Regions from separate parts of the Mus musculus genome. Here region 1 is linked to region 2. Evidence: chromatin loops called from intact Hi-C (ENCODE). Cell type or tissue: gastrocnemius. All regions are shown on one strand.

Region 1 (8,000 bases), 600 kb after region 2:
AAAACAAAACAAAAAGAAATAGAGGTTTCGGGATACAGCATCTTTATTCTGTTCCGCTGGTTGTTCAGAGCACCTCCTAACTTACTGAGAAGCTGATCCAGTTCTCTCTCACTGACTGGGTGACCCCAGCCCTGGACTCTAAGCAGAGCTTTCCTGGAACTCTGCTGAATGTTCAGGGTCTCCGTAGTAAACAATTAACATTTCTGTAGGTTAACTCTATATATACTAAGATCCACGCATTCTCTCCTTAAACCCAGGTCATAAACTCTACTAGAGCACCGTGCTCCCACCCTAGCATTGAGTTCTATGCATAGCACACCCAGGATGAAGAAATGGGCCAAGACCTCAGCCTAACTCTAAACCTAAAGCCTGGATTCTTCTACCTTCCTATGCTGACTTTGTTTTACACTAAAATTGGGAGAGAAAAGTGAAGTATGAAAAAGATAACCTGGTTAAATTACACATAACTCCTTTTAAAGCCATATCCTGAAACAGCAGACAAGCAATCCCCACAGTTTCACTAAATTATAAATATTTTCATTAAAAGGAATTTAAAAAAATTGTTCAAGATTTTTGGGGTGGGAGTTTATGACAGAATAGCCCAGGTTGGCTTCAAACTTATACTCCTTCTGCCTCAGAATCCCAAGTGCCTGCCACAACTGCAGATATGTGCCACCAAGCCAGAAACAAGAATTTTATTAGCCATTTTACAACATTATTTTGGCAAATAGTTACTGATCTGTATCACGTGGTTTAGGATAGAGAGGTAAACAAGACACAACCTGACATTTGAGATAAACAAGCAATAAAGACATGACAAATCAATACAGTAATTTATCGTGCTGGGAAAAAAAAATAAAATAAAAGATGTCTGTCTGGTATGGTGGAGCACACCTTTAATCCCATCACACAGGAGGTAGAGGAGCCGTATCTTTGAGTTTTAGGACACCCTGGTCTACATAGTGAGTTCCTGGACAGCCAGAAAGCTACATAGTAAGACCCTGTCTTGGGGGGGGGGGGGGGGGAGGAAAACAAGAAAGGGAAGATATGCCGGGCAATGGTGGCACACGCCTTTAATGCCAGCACTTGGGAGGCAGAGGCAGGCGGATTTCTGAGTTCGAGGCCAGCCTGGTCTACAGAGTGAGTTCCAGGACAGCCAGGGCTATACAGAGAAATTCTGTCCCAAAAAACCAAAAAAAAAAAAAAAAGATATAAAAGCAATTGAAGGTAATCAGAGAAGGCCATCCTGAGGAGGGAACGTTTGCGATGAGATCTAGTGAGAAGGTGGCAGATTCTGAAGAAGCCTGAGAAGCAGGCAGTACAGGTAAGACAGGCTCTTGAAGAGACCACAGTACAAAAAGGTATAACCTAACCCTACTACAACAGGAGATCACTGAAAGGTTAGAAAGTAGAAGCATGAGCTGGGCATGGCAGCCGGTATCTTTAACCCAGCACTCGGAAGGCAGAAATAGTCTCATCTCTTTTAATTCACCAGCCTGGTCTATATAACAAGTTCAAGGAAAGCCAGGACTACAGAGGGACCCTGTCTCTAAATGGATGGATGGATGGATGGATACATAGATAGATAGTAGAGGCATAATATCTGTTCATACCATAGAAAGACCACTTGAGAAAATCATGGCTGCCGAATAAGCAGTGAATAGCTACAAGGCGAGCAACAGGAAGGCTGAGAGGAAGATGCTTGGGCTGAAGCCTAATGTGGGCTACATACTAAATACCAAACCAGTCAGGGTAACCCAGACTGACAGAAGCTAATGACTGTTACAGACATGCCTAGATGAAACCAGCGGAGCCTGCCTATGGAATGCATCTTCAGGAAGCATGCTTGCTCATTAAAGGCTTTCCTTTACAATGAATAAAAAGCCCGTTACTAGTATTACACACCATAATTCAACGAAAACCCCTCTGGTGGTGTAGCTCAATGGTGGTGTTTGCACAGAATTAGATATACCACAAAATAACAGAAAGAAAACATCTCCTGCCAGGAGTGGTGGTGCATGCCTTTCATCCCAGCACTTGGGAGGCAGAGGCAGGCGAATTTCTGAGTTCTGAGTTCGAGGCCAGCCTGGTTTACAGAGTGAGTTCCAGGACAGCCAGAACTATACAGAGAAACCCTGTCTCCAAACAAACAAACAAAAAAGAAAACATCTCCTGATATCTCTAGTACAGTCACTTACATTTAACCAAGACCTAAATGACTAAATAATGGATGTCATAGGAAAAGGAAGAAGCAAGAGTAGCCTCAGGGAAATGGACAGAAAGACTGGGAATGCTTGAGCAAACTTAGCAACTCTGTGAAGGTCTAAACATTAGGTGAAAATACTGGCCTAATACAACAGCCATTTGCATCCTAGCCTTCACCACTCTGGCTTTATTCCTGAGGTAGATATTTATCACCTGTAAACACAAATGTCCACAAATTATTCTTAGCCATTTTAGAAAGTTTAAGTTTCACTCCACTATGAAACTGATAGCAGGCTTTAAAAAGTCAAATACATTTCACTTCATTTAAATTATGTAGAATCCACTTTTCAGATAAAAAAATTACCCTCCTACTCTTAGTACCAACAAAGGAAATAAACTCAGACACAAACAACAACAAAGACAGGGAAAATTCTGGTCCTAGCATTTCTCATTATGCCTGACTAGAAAAAAAAAAGTGTAATTGTCACTTGTGATCCCACAACGCAGAGATAGGGGCCAACTTATTCTTGAAAATATATAACCACAGGGTTAAAACACTGGAGACCAACAGTAAGGAATGTAAAAATGCTTCATAGTTTGGTAAAATGATTTAAAACGGTGGAAGATGTCCCCACATCAGCACTGCTTACTACACTGATACACTCAATACACCAAGCACCATCTCACAAAGCTAACAACAGAGCCCAACCTTAACCACATCGCTTTACTGAGTAACCTTTCGCAACCTGACATTTCTGAGCCCTAGGTTCCTCATATGCAATTCAACAGACTATAAAGTATATTAGAAGGACTAAGGAAATGGCTGGCATGTGGCAGATACATAATATGTGAGTCTTTGAAGGTGACAGATATTGCAGATTCTAGTTTAACCTCTTGGCAAGAAGTAAACAAACAAACAAAAAATCTGACAATAATAAATAAAGACTAAGCCGGGTGTGGTGGCGCACGCCTTTGATCCCAGCACTCGGGAGGCAGAGGCAGGTGGATTTCTGAGTTCGAGGCCAGCCTGGTCTACAGAGTGAGTTCCAGGACAGCCAGGGCTATACAGAGAAACCCTGTCTCAAAAGACCAAAATGATAATAATAATAATAATAAAAAAGACTAGCTAATCCTGTCCTTTCTCTCGAATATCCTTCTCAACAGTATATTTCAAAGAACCACAGAACAACTGTCTTAAATACAAAAGATTTTAAATTTGGGGCCTATAATTTTGAAGTTTTATCCACTTGTTCACTAACAAGTAAACTCAAAAAATATTATAGAAGCGAAGACAGACATGGAATAAGAAAACTGTTAACTGAGTACCACTGGCAAGAGGCTATATAGATAGGAAGCAAACAACTTGAATAAATATGTATGGAGTTGGGGTTATAATTGCTTAAAATTTACTGGGTAGAACAAGCTGGCCTCAAACTTTCAGCAATCCTCCTGCCTCAGCCTCTGAAACGACATGGGCCACCACGCCCAGTTTAACAATTCATATTTTAGAAGACCTCTTTTCTGTATTAAAGCAGTGTTGTGGGGAGAACCACACAGGTTGAAAAAAAAAAGTATACTTGAGATGGGGGTTATATCTAAAACAGATAAATATATTTTAAAATTCACATTTCCCATTTTGATTGCCTATGCAAACAAACTCAATTCTGTAAAGTGTGCTTCAGGAGATTAAAAAGTGGCCGGATATATTTTATACTTCGGTACCAATGATGATTACAGTCTCGCAGTTGTGTCTCGTCAGTATCCCGTGGTCTGTATTTTAGTGTTGCAAACACAGGTAAAAGGAAAACAGGTGGTCGCCTCACAGCTCTGTAGAGTTCCTATTGCTTCACATTCATCCAGGGAAAGCCTCCTTAAAACACACGCCAAGTTTCACCCACAGTCATCAAGAGAAGGCCCCTTTCTAGACATATCCCAAGTTTCACGTCGGCGGAAAACACTGCCTGGTCTAACATATTTCAGGGAAGTGGACAGCTTAAACCATGGCTTGACTAGCCAACAGGAAACCCAGAGATCATTAACACGTCAAGGCCTGTAAGAAATAAACGGACGCGACCATTTCCGTGAAGGTTCAGGATAATCAACAACACACCTTCCAGGGCTCGGAAGGAAACGCGAAAATCTCTACGGGTCTAGGCCCAACGGCCCAAGGTCACGCCAAATGTGAGGCTGAAAAATTCCAAGCAATGAGCCCCCTGCAGAGCAGGGCAACCGTGCCTAGGATGGAGTCTGGGCTAGGGAACACTCGCGCCCGATCTTTAATGTGAACCCCAACTGAATGCAGCAGCTCGGTGGGCAAACCCCAGAGTGTTTTGGGGGCCGCATTTTCTCCATCTCTCCAGCCTCCCCCTTCCTAGTCGCCCCCACACTCACATCTCCGGAGCCACTTCATCCAATGGTAGACGATTGTACTGTGGTGTTTCTTGTTTTCTATACACCAGGACGACAAGCCTTGAATGGATTCCATGGTGTTGGTCACCGACTGGAATTTTCGATCCAACGAAGACTCCAGGGCCCCTGCGGACGAGGCCGACGAGGAGGAGGCCTTACTGCTGCCTCCGCCGCCGCCGGCCGCCATCTTCCCCGGTTTGCACAAGCGCCTCTGGTCCTCTGGCGGCGGCGGCGGCGGCGGCGGCGGGAGCGGGCAAAACAATCAGTGCGAGTGCGTGAAAGCAGCAGGAGGGGAGGGCGGCCAGGGGGTGGGGACGCTGCACGCGCTAGGCTCCTCTGGCGGCAGGAGGGCTAGCTGCTGGGCGCGCTGGCGGCTCCCACACGCTGCGAGGAGGGGCCGCGGCCGCGGAGGACTGTCAGTATGGCTCGGGGGTGGTGTTTAAACCGGGAGTCGGGAGACGACTACGGAGGAGACAGAACCTGCGACGGCGCCGACAACTAAGGCTTTTAGCCTCTACGCTCCTCAACTCTTAAGGCCCTTCCCTCATCCCGTTGGCCAAATTCCGGTGAGCCCAGGGCGGCCTTGGTACCGAAGACGAAACGCTACTCCGCCGTCCCTTCGGCTGCAGAGAGCTTTGCCTTTAGATTTTCTACCACAGGAAAGGCCCAAAGCTACCTAGGCAGAAAATTTTCTTTCTTTTTTTTTTTTTCTTTTCTTTTTTTTTTTTTTCTTTTTTCTTTTTTTTTTTTTTTTTTGCAACGCAATAGCAGCAATAGACCAGCAGAAGAAATGCGCACGCGCACGGAAGCCCCGCCCCTCCGCTTCCTCCTCAATCTTGAGCACGGGGGCCGAGGGGGCGTGATGGCGCTGCGATTCGACCAATCAGGGAAGGGGGTCGGAGAAGCGCGTCGGGACCTGAAGGCGGAGGAGGCGCTGCGTCTCTCTGTGCGCCTGCGCGTTAGGTCTGCGCCTAGCGGGTTGGGAGGAAAACCTGGGGAGGCAGGATTGAGGCGCTCCGGAGCCTAGGACGTTACTAGACCCCAGTTCAGTGCTCGGCCCTGCTTTTGGCTTCATGGCGGGGTTGCTCCCTGGGAGCCTTTAATTCACACTAGGATGGGAAATGCCCACCGTTCTGTGGCTACTGTTTTTGACAGCTGCAGCTGCGTTCCCTGCCACCCCGCCATCGGGGACCTACACGCGACAAAATGGCTGGCACGTCTTGCGGAGTGGGGGAAGACGCGCATGCGTCAGGCCCTGTTAGCTGTTCTCTAGGCACTCCTTGACTAACCTATGCTACACGCCCGACTGCGATGACACCGTTCACAGCCAGCCGACCGACTGCATTCTAGAAAGAGGGAATAAAAGTTAAACGAAAATTTCTCTGAAAAGTCTTCGAAGCGAGGAAAGAGTAATTGACAAGGTGTGGCTTCTTTGCTAGGTAGTAACATCACAATTTCGTAATGCGTTATAGGTTTGTTTTTGTTTTTTCGAGACAAGGTTTTTCTGTGTAGCCCTGGCCGTCCTGGAACTCACTCTGTAGACCAGGCTGGCCTCGAACTCAGAAATCCACCTGCCTCTGCCTCCCAAGTGCTGGGATTAAAGACGTGCACCACCACTGCCCTGTGCGTTACAGTTTACAAGAGTCTTGAGTATTGTGTTTATTAGCACAGCCTCAAATTAACCATTATGGGCTGGAGAGATGGCTCAGCACGTAGGAGCACTGACTGCTCTTCCAAAGGTCCTGAGTTAAAATCCCAGCAACCACATGGTGGCTCACAATCATCCTTAATAAGATCTGACGCCCTCTCTGGTGTGTCTGAAGACAGCTACAGTGTACTTAGATATAATAATAAAGAAAATCTTTTTAAAAAATTAACCATTACATTCTCATCTGCCTGTGTGAATCTTTTGAGAAGATTGGACGTTCATGTATTCCTATTGAACACAGGAACTTCATTTTAATTATGCCAACTCAACGGAAAGGTTTTTGAGGCAAGGAGCCTGTTTCATCATTTAAAATTAATATCTCTGTGCCAAGAACTGTTTTAGGATTAGGGAAATGATGGCAAAGCAGACAAAAATTACTCCGCCTTGATTTGGTATCAGGACCAAACCACAAGCATGTGTCAGGGAGTAAGGAGTCATAAAGAGGTATGGAGTAAGATTAAAGGAGAAAGACTGTGTATATGAATAATGGTGTGATCCAGTTTTTAAAAAGAGATTGAGAAAAAAGCAACCAAGCACATATGAGGGGAGGGAAGAAGAGCTGGCAAAAGAACACCAAGTGCTGAGTCCCTAAACCAGGACTGTTGAAACATTTTAGAGGAAGAAGAAGGAAGCCAGTGTGACTGGCAGAGGATGAGAAAGCCACTAAGATAAGAGACAGAAGAGGTGAGAAGCAAAGAGGGCTCATGTAGGGCATTGAAAGCCACTGTACTGACTTTGGGTTTGTTTTTGTTTCTTTTGAGCTAAAGTTTCTCTGTGTAGCCCTGGCTATCCTGAAACTTGCTCTGTAGAGTCTGGCCTCCAATTCAGGAGATCCTATCTCCTTGCCTTCCAAGTGCTGAGGTGGGTTTTTTGTTGTTGTTGTTTGTTTGTTTGTTTTGGTTTTCCGAGACAGGGTTTCTCTGTGCAGTCTTGGCTGTCCTGGAACTCTGTAGACCAGGCTGGCCTTGAACTCGGAAATCCACCTGCCTCTGTCTCCCAAGCGCTGAAATTAAAGGTGTGAGCCACTACTGCCCTGCCAAAGTGCTGAGATTTAAAAGCCTGTCTGCACTTTGGATTCTCTTTCTTTCTTCCAAGCTTTGATTTTTATTACTTATAAAAAGCTGCATATTTATTTTGCTTTCTGACTCTGTACTTGTGCTTTCACCACAATTTTCTGCTCCTCAATAAGGAAAGCCAGCTTGATCCTGTTCCAGACACACTTAGCTCACACACGGAATCACCATAGACAGAGGTCCTAAAATTCAGTTTCCAACAACCACATGAAGGCTCACAGCCATCTGTATAGCTACAGTGTACTCATATACATATTTATTAATAAATCTTGTTTTAAATTTTACAACACTTTTAAAGACCTTAATGATCCTACAATCAAGTTCTCATTCTCTGCAATGAACATTCTGATGAGCTGAATGGAAGTTTGGTATTCCAAATAGAAAAGAGCTGTGGAAAGAAGGAACAACTAACAGCAGATTGTTTTCAAGTTATTTTCCTTCCAAGGTTAAAAGCAGGACTTCCTTATCATACCAGCTGAAAATGACCTGCTTGGAGATTTCACTCTTACCTCTTTACTGGTTTCTTGGGAGATTAAAATAAACAAGTTTCACTTGATCACGTAGGCCTTTAATGTGACTCCATTTTGATTTGGTTGAGCAATAGC
Region 2 (8,000 bases):
GACATAGGGGTGGAAATTTTATCTTTTAAGTATTTATTCTTTTTTTTTTTTTTTTTTTTTTTTTTTTAAGATTTATTTATTATATGTAAGTACACTGAAGCTGTCTTCAGACACTCCAGAAGAGGGCGCCAGATCTCGTTACGGATGGTTGTGAGCCACCATGTGGTTGCTGGGATTTGAACTCCTGACCTTCGGAAGAGCAGTCGGGTGCTCTTACCCACTGAGCCATCTCACCAGCCCCCAAGTATTTATTCTTAAAATTGTGTGTTCATGATATGTGTGGGTGTGTGTTCTTAGAGGCCAGAAGGGAAATCTGTCTCTTGAAGCTGCAGTTACAGGTGGACTTGAGCCACCGTATTCGGAACCAAAAGCAGTACCTCTGAGCCATCTCTTGAATCTAGAAAGTGGATATTTTAATAACTAGGTATATATGTACATTATAAAATTAACAGGATTTTATACTTTAGTGAGCTAACTGCTCACTATACAAGCACACATTAACGCATGCACATAATTAAAAGTAAAATGCATACTGGGACTGGAGAGATGGCTTGGAGATTAAGAGCAGTTGATGCACTCATAGATGACCATTAAGTGTTCTCTATTATGCAATCTGCATTATGTCTGGACTGTCAACATGTAGGATAGTCAATGAAATTCTATTGACATTTCTGGGCTTTTCTTGTTTGGTTTCAAAGGCCAAAGTTTCACATGTAGCCCTTGATGGCCTTGAATTCAGAGATCTCCTGCCTCTACTCTCCAAGTGCTGGGGCTAAGGACATGCGCCACCAAACCTAGCTTGTTTCTGGTATTTTAACCAGCACTGTTCACTGGCAGAAAAGAAGGCTCAGTGGGTAAAAGCCACCAAGCCTAATGGAACTGAGTTCGATCTCTTGAACCCCTATGGCAGAAGAGACTGGACTCAGAAAAACTGTCCTTTGGCTTCTAGACATGCACCACAATTATGTGTGCATTCACACCCACAAGCACACAAATAAAATCAAATACTGTTCGAGACTGGAGGGGTGGCTCAGCAGTTATGAGTACTAGCTGCTCTTCCAAAGGTTCTGAGTTCAATTCCCAGAAATCACATGACTCAAAATGGCTCACAACCATCTATAATGGGATCTGATGCTCTCTTCTGACATGCAGGTATACATGCAGAAAGAACACTCATACGTAAAGCATGCCATTTGAGTGATTCTGCTTTTTAAAACCTGGGTCTCCATCTGTTGGCCCCACAATTAAAGAAATGAGTCTATAACTCTTACTATATTTGTGAAGGCCTAATGTTTGCTTTTATTGATGCAGTAGGCCAGGAAAGTTATAGATTTTTTTTTTAAATGGGTATACGCTGAGCTAACATACAGAGAGAATTTCTGCATAGTTCTTCTGTGTAATGATGCTAAATGTTGCTGGCTCTTTTACATGATAAAGATACTCATGTACAAGCTGGGCAGTGGTGGTGCATGCTTTTAATCCCAACACTTGGGAAGCAGAGGCAGGTGGATTTCTGAGTTTGAGGCCAGCCTGGTCTACAGAGTGAGTTCCAGGACAACAGCCAGGGCTACACAGAGAAACCCTGTCTCGAAAAACCAAAAAAAAAAAAAAAAAAAAAAAAAAAAAAAAAAAAAAGATATTCATGTACCTGCTGTATTTCTAAGATGCAAGGTTTAAGAGATAACTGCTTGGGACCTAAGGTGGTGGGGCCCTAAACAATTGTTAGTGGTGCTTCCTTTTCCAGGCCTGGGCTCACGTGCTCCTAATTGTGCTGACTAGTTATTCTCTTTAAACAAAGATAATTAGACATGCCCTCCCAATCCACACTCCAAGCAGCGCCTCCTAATAATGAAAGGATATTGGACACTGATCACTCATGGAGAACCCTATAAACAATGCTTAACTTTCAAGCTAATTTTCATTAAAATTTTTGTTCTTGTTGACTGTGCTTCTATGAAGCATTTTAATTGTTGGCTGTCAATATTCTGTAGAAATACAACAAAAGACAGAGAGCAACATTTCTGAGTTGCTAGGACTTCTCTGACCCACAGAGGATATGGAACTCAAAGACAAGAACAGACTCCAGGCAGGACTGACCTAAAAGCCACTCCTTCTACACCTCTTGCTTAAATGTGGTTCTGAAGGCTTTATTGGTACTAACTCTAGACATCATTCTCCTAACGTGGGATCGGATCAGACCAATCTGGACAGAGCATCATGTGATGAGGAATAGTTGAGATCAAAGCACCAGGCATATCAAAGCTGTCTTCAGAGAAAACTCTTTAGAAACAAGCATGAGCAGGTGTGTCACGATGAAAATGAAGTCACGCCGGGCCTGACAACATCTGCCTGTGACCGCAGCACTCTGGGAGACTAAATCAGGATGATGATGAGTTGACGTTGGCCTAAGTGTCATAAGACCATGTTTCAAACCAACAAAGGAGGGCAGTTGCTTGTGCCGGACCTTGTAAAAGTAACCGATGCCAAGAATTATGGGAAAACAGTTCTTATATTTGGTTACTTGACAGGGACATGACTTCTGACATGCCTTCTTTCCTGCCCTGTCACTCCTGATTTAACCTATAGCATCTACCTAGATTAAAATGCATTTGCAAGACGATGATTTTGGAGATCAGTGAGGTCTATATACGGCTTGGTGGGTGAACATATCTGCTGCCAACCTGGTGTCCTGATGGATCCCCAGTTCCCACATCCTCTCTTTTTTGTTTTTTCCGAGACAGGGTTTCTCTGTGTAGTCCTGGCTGTCCTGGAACTCACTCTGTAGACCAGGCTGGCCTCGAACTCAGAAAATCGCCTGCCTCTGCCTCCCGAGTGCTGGGATTAAAGGCGTGCGCCACCACGCCCGGCTCCCACATCCTCTAAGTTGTCCTCTGATCTCCACATGCATGAAAGTCATGGTATGTGTGTAAGTGAGCACACATACACAAAATGTAATAAAGTATTTTAAATAAAAAGCATTATGGGGAGACTGGTGGGTCATTCTTCTAGCTCCCCATACATAAAGGCTGGTAGAACCCTAAGACCAGAGAATAACATAGGCAATTGAAATTAACTAATTAGCTTGTGTGTGTTTCTGTGTGTATTCACTCACCATAGCATGTGGAAGCCACAGGACAACTCGCAGGAGTTGGTTCTCTCCTTCAACTCTGTGGATCAAACTCAAGACTGTCAGTCTCGCTGGCTTTATATGCTAAGTTCCACCTGCCCAACCTATACAACCCCATGGTTCTGAATGCTACAGAGGGGAACTGTTCTCCCTTACTGGATATGCATCCACATAAACTTCACATGAGCGTTTGTCTAGTGTGTATCCTAAGATTTTTCTAAATTCTCTTCCTAGTCCCTCTGTGCTAGGAGTTGAATCCAGGGCCACAGGCATGCTACATTCACACTTGCCTCTGAGCTATACTCCCAACCCTGCCTCCTAGGAATAGGAAGCCAATAAAATACAAAACAAGACCAGGAGACCTTTCTGGGTCAAGTAGCACAGGCTGGCCTTGAACACCTGGATCTTTCTCTCTCCTCTTCTCAAGCACTGAGTACTTAGTGTTCAGAACTTTCAATAAATATTTTAATAACCATGGAGTGCCTGAGCACTTGACAAAGCAGCCCATTACCAAAGAATAATAACTTTTGTTTATCATTTGGGTGTGGTGGTTTGTTCTTTGCAAAGCATGTACAAAAAACATGGCTCACCTCAGTAATTCCAACACTCCAGGGGCTAAGGTTAGAGAATCGCTGTGAGGCAGCCAATCCAAACTACATAGTAAGACCCAAATATTGGATTGGAAACTAGAGAAAATCCTTTATAGGAAGAGGGAGACAGCAGAATTCCTGGAGGAAATCTGTGACAAGAGGTGCACGCTAAGAAAGAAAGCAATTGAAGAATTCTCGGTCTGTACTTTTTTTTCTTTTTCTCCCCCCCCTCACCCCCCACACATTCCCACTGGGAGGCCAGCTGTACAAGCATCTGTGTTGAGAACTGGATATAAGTCCATGACTGCTCTTGTTCACATTATGAACTTACTAAAGTTTCACGTTATTACTGGACCTTGAAAAGTCCAGTTCCCACTTCCTCCCTAGTCACATATCCCTCAGTTTTTGACATCAGCACTCTGCCAAACTCAGGGGCGCCAACTTGCAAGTGGGAGCCCCAGTCTGTAGTGGCAGCCCGGACTCCTGCGCCACACCGCCCCCTCGTGGTCACCCCATGTGGCCTTGGCTTCCCGGAGTCCAGCTCCCCAGCCCCAGGTCTTCCACCCACCCCCTTCACCTCCCAGTCCCCTCCCCTTCCTCCCGACAGCATCCCCTTCCTCTTGGTCCCTCTCCCCCCCGCCGCCACCCCCGCTCCGGCAGTGTGCAGGCCGGCGCCCACAGGTCCTGGCCGGGCTGGGCCGGCCACTTATCACTGCCCCTTGCATCGCAGTTCGGAAGCTCCGGAACCCTGCGTGTCCTTTCCCCCTCACCTATTCCGGAGCGCTGCCGGCTTCGCTCTCACTGGGCCCGCCAGTTTGGTCCCGTTTCTTTCTCTAGTTAAGACTCCTTGCCAGCGGCCTCACTTTTCGGCCTTTTCACATATGCATATTTGGGGGGGCCCTTACCCCCCCTCACGGAGAAATGGAGGCAATAAAATGGCGGACCCGGAAGTGAAGGCGCTGTGACTATACGTCCTGGCGGAGGAATCTGAAGGAAATGGGTTAGCGGAGCCACTTTGCCCTTCTCTCAGGACCTCAACGCACCTCTGAGTCCGACTCCTTCCTACTGAGGACCTCGTGAGCTGGAAAAACGTATACCGCGGGCATCCTGAGCGGGACTACTTAGCGAGGCGCAGGATCACCGATTACGTGGCTTACGTGAGGGATAGTTCCGGCAGGGGACGGACGCAGATGGTAGTTTTGGCGCCAACCAGTGCAGCGCTCGGAGGAACTGGTTACTGGTGCGTGTTGGCGTCCGCACTCTACCTTCCTGCTGGTTCAACGCCGGGCTAACTTGAGGGTTGGGGGAGAATCTTGCTTCCGCTATTCGGGACCTTCTGGTTATGCACTCCTGTCTGACCGGACACTTTCCCAGTGTCCTGAATATAGGTCAGGAAAGAACCCCTGAACTTTTGGGGGGAAGACTAGAATAGGATGGGACATGAAATTGCATGTCTTTCATTTACCAGTCTATCTTGGTTTCTGTTCACCATTTTAACTGATATAAGGACCGAGAGAAAGCTCGGAGAAAACCTTTCAAAAATCAATAACAGGACGCTGGAGCAATGCCTTAGGAGACCCCAGTTCAATTCCCAGCACCCACATTGCAGCTTACAACTGCCTTTAACTCCAAGATCTGACACCCTCACACAAGCAAGCATACATTTAGGCAAAACACCAATGCACACTAAAAATTAAAATCAGTAATAATAACAAACACGCCTTTGATCACAGCAGGAGGCACAGGTCTCCTAATTTAATACCAAAGTGCTAGGCCCACCCTAGCAGAGTCCAGCAGAGTCAGGTGGATTTCTCTGAGTTCAAGGCCCGCCTCCGAAGAAAACCACACAAATTTAAAAGTTAATAATGGGCTGGGGGGCGTGGCTAATCTCTGAGCACTGGCTGCTTACAGGGGAACCCTAGCAGGGCCTTGTAGATGCTTGGCAAGCCCTTCTACCATTGAGCTATGTCCAAATCCTAAATTGTTCTTCAAAGTCAAATATTAGACAGACAGAAGGAAGCGCTGGAGAGATGACTCAGTGGTTAAGAGCACTGACTGCTCTTCCAGAGGTCCTGAGTTCAATCCCCACCAACCACATGTTGGCTCACTTGTAATGGGACCCAATGCCCTCTTCTGGTGTGTCTGAAGAGTGCAACAGTGTACTCATATATAGTATAGTAAATCTTTTTAAAATAAAAAGAAAAGCTTCACTTAAAAAAAAAAAGAAAGAAAAAAAGATAAAAGGGAAAGCTGGATTCGGAAGTGTGAGTAAAATCTGTAGTACTTCATTGGAATGGAAAAAACTAAGCCCCAGACTTAGGATTTAACGTCTTTATTCCATAAATGAATAAACAGCTCCGCAATTCATCTGCAATAGCTTTGGAAGGAATGGGGACGGGTAGGGTCTGAACATAACTGCTTACTTCACGGTCTTATGGCGGCCAAAGAACTGTGTCAGGAATCACTGATTCCTATCACATACTGCAACTACAGAAAGGCAAAGCTAAAATACTTAGGACCAAAACATCTGCCTGTTCCATGACAAAATCACAATTTTATATAAATTCCCCTAATAATACTCTGGTGTTTCTTTAGATCAGATACATCTTTTGTCTTTTAGGAATTATCCTCATAGTGAAGTTTCCCTGTGAAGACTCAAATCTGATTTTCTGAGCATTTCTACCCACAGCTGGAAGCAGAGCTGGATATTAAAGGAGCTACCTCTGAAACGGTGCGATGTTTTTCCTCATCCCACTCCTTTGTTTCCCACCTTTAACTGCCTGCGTGTTTCTGGGGAAGAGAATGCATTGTAAGCAGCAGCAGCATTTCTTATCTTAGCCTTTTAGAAATCCTGTTTTGTAGAAAGTGTCTCAAAACTTCCAGGTTCTCATTACTTCTTGAAGCAGTATTTGCTTACTGGCCTGGTAGAGGACATTAGGGAGGCTCAAGTAATCTTTGAAGTTGATTAAAATGTAACAAACAAACAAAATAATTGGTCTCCCATTTTGCACAACTGTACCTCTCTGTGGTGCCTCAAATAAGGGTGATTCTTTTCTGGGATTAGTTAATATTCTCCGGGCTGACGGGAGGAAATCCTATGATCTAGTACTCCATTGATTAAACCCTTGACTTTGTGCCTAGAGGGCTTTTGAGAGAAACGGAGTAGGCAGATAAATAAATAAATAAATAAATATAGATAGATAAATAAGTACGTACATACATACAAACCTACAATTCAATTGGCAGATTCATCAGCACCACCAGCACAATAGAGGGAAGAGAACAAGATTAAAGTGGAAGGCTTAGAGAGGAAGGGACTTAAGAGGGAAGATAATGAAGGTACGGGGTGGGAGAGAGATCTTGGCCTTAAAGCAAGTCCAGGTCGACAGAGTGGATGCTGGCAATAGGCGCTCTCCAGAAGTTGAAGGTGCTGTACTCAAGGAGGGGGTCACCTTCAGGGTTCTTCTGCTCCGTCCCAGATGCCTGCCCGTTCATTTTGCCAACGCTGCTGCTATCCTTGCTCTCGTAGGTAGGTGTATCTGACAGGCCCAGGCCTTCCAGCTCCGACAGATCCAGTTCTGGGATGGGCATCCTCCAGAAAAGAAAGGAGCTGTACTGGCTACTTACAGGGTCCCTCATGATCCCCTGAGGAAGAGCAAATCACGTGTTAGTCTCCACGATAGAGCAAGCTCCTTGCCCCGTGCTTTCCCTTGCTTAAGTTGTTCTTTTCTGTGTGCTCTAGTGAATCAGTCAGGTTTTCTAAGACGAATATCAAGAACTCTTTTGCTATTTACCACCAGGCTCCTACCTTCTCCCCACCTCTGGCTGACCAGACTGCCTACTGCACAAGGTTCTTCTTGGCTCTAATTTTAGCTCTAGTAATATACCTCAGGCCTTATGCACACTAGGCAGGAACTGAATCATGCCATCCCCTCTGGGTCTGATTTTTGAGGCTTTCCAAAGTCCGTCCCCATTCTTTATTTGTGTGTGGTATTGAGGGTTTGACAAGACGCTGGTGTGTGCTAGGTGAATGTTCTAACATTATACCCTCAGCCCTCTCTGTACCTTTACTAAGACAGGATAGTAACTGAGTTGCCTAGTTCAACCTGGAACCTGGAGTCTCCTGCCTCAGTCTCCTGAGTAACTGGGATTACAGGCCAGCTCCACTAGGTCTGCTTAATTAATTAACTGTGCTGAGAATCAAAGGCAGGACCGTACATGTGCTGGTCAAGGATCCTATACAGCCCCAGATCTAGATATATGGCCTCTTCAAGGCAGGTCAA

Evidence for each region. Peaks named below come from ENCODE experiments on the same cell type or tissue, not always from the same donor. Only the 100,000 strongest peaks of a DNase experiment are listed, where the experiment ranks them.
Region 1: a loop joins it to region 2, with 11 times the contacts of the local background. A loop is called at or near these places in 2 of 42 quality-filtered maps.

Annotation. Positions count from the first base shown.
Region 1 is chr3:95,813,951-95,821,950 of GRCm38, forward strand. It overlaps Rprd2 (regulation of nuclear pre-mRNA domain containing 2), which reads right to left and starts at 5,003. Exons shown (of 11, transcript NM_001368178.1): 1 at 4,597-5,003. The coding sequence starts at 4,801. Gm29948 (a long non-coding RNA gene) reads left to right here and starts at 4,930. Exons shown (of 2, transcript XR_375854.4): 1 at 4,930-5,180; 2 at 5,770-7,951. In gastrocnemius, CTCF peaks have their summits at 4,983 and 6,426; DNase peaks (open chromatin) are centred at 4,455, 5,001, 5,481 and 5,819; H3K4me3 peaks cover 4,056 bases; H3K27ac peaks cover 4,732 bases.
Region 2 is chr3:95,213,102-95,221,101 of GRCm38, forward strand. Gabpb2 (GA repeat binding protein, beta 2) reads right to left here and starts at 4,841. Exons shown (of 10, transcript NM_029885.1): 1 at 4,488-4,841; 2 at 3,113-3,167. It overlaps Mllt11 (myeloid/lymphoid or mixed-lineage leukemia; translocated to, 11), which reads right to left. Exons shown (of 2, transcript NM_019914.4): 2 at 5,443-7,362. The coding sequence starts at 7,356. The coding sequence ends at 7,084. Gm16740 (predicted gene, 16740) reads left to right here and starts at 4,356. Exons shown (of 4, transcript NR_108026.1): 1 at 4,356-4,957; 2 at 6,338-6,448. In gastrocnemius, a CTCF peak has its summit at 86 (motif pointing right); DNase peaks (open chromatin) are centred at 4,233, 4,670, 4,854 and 5,585; H3K4me3 peaks cover 2,060 bases; H3K27ac peaks cover 3,150 bases.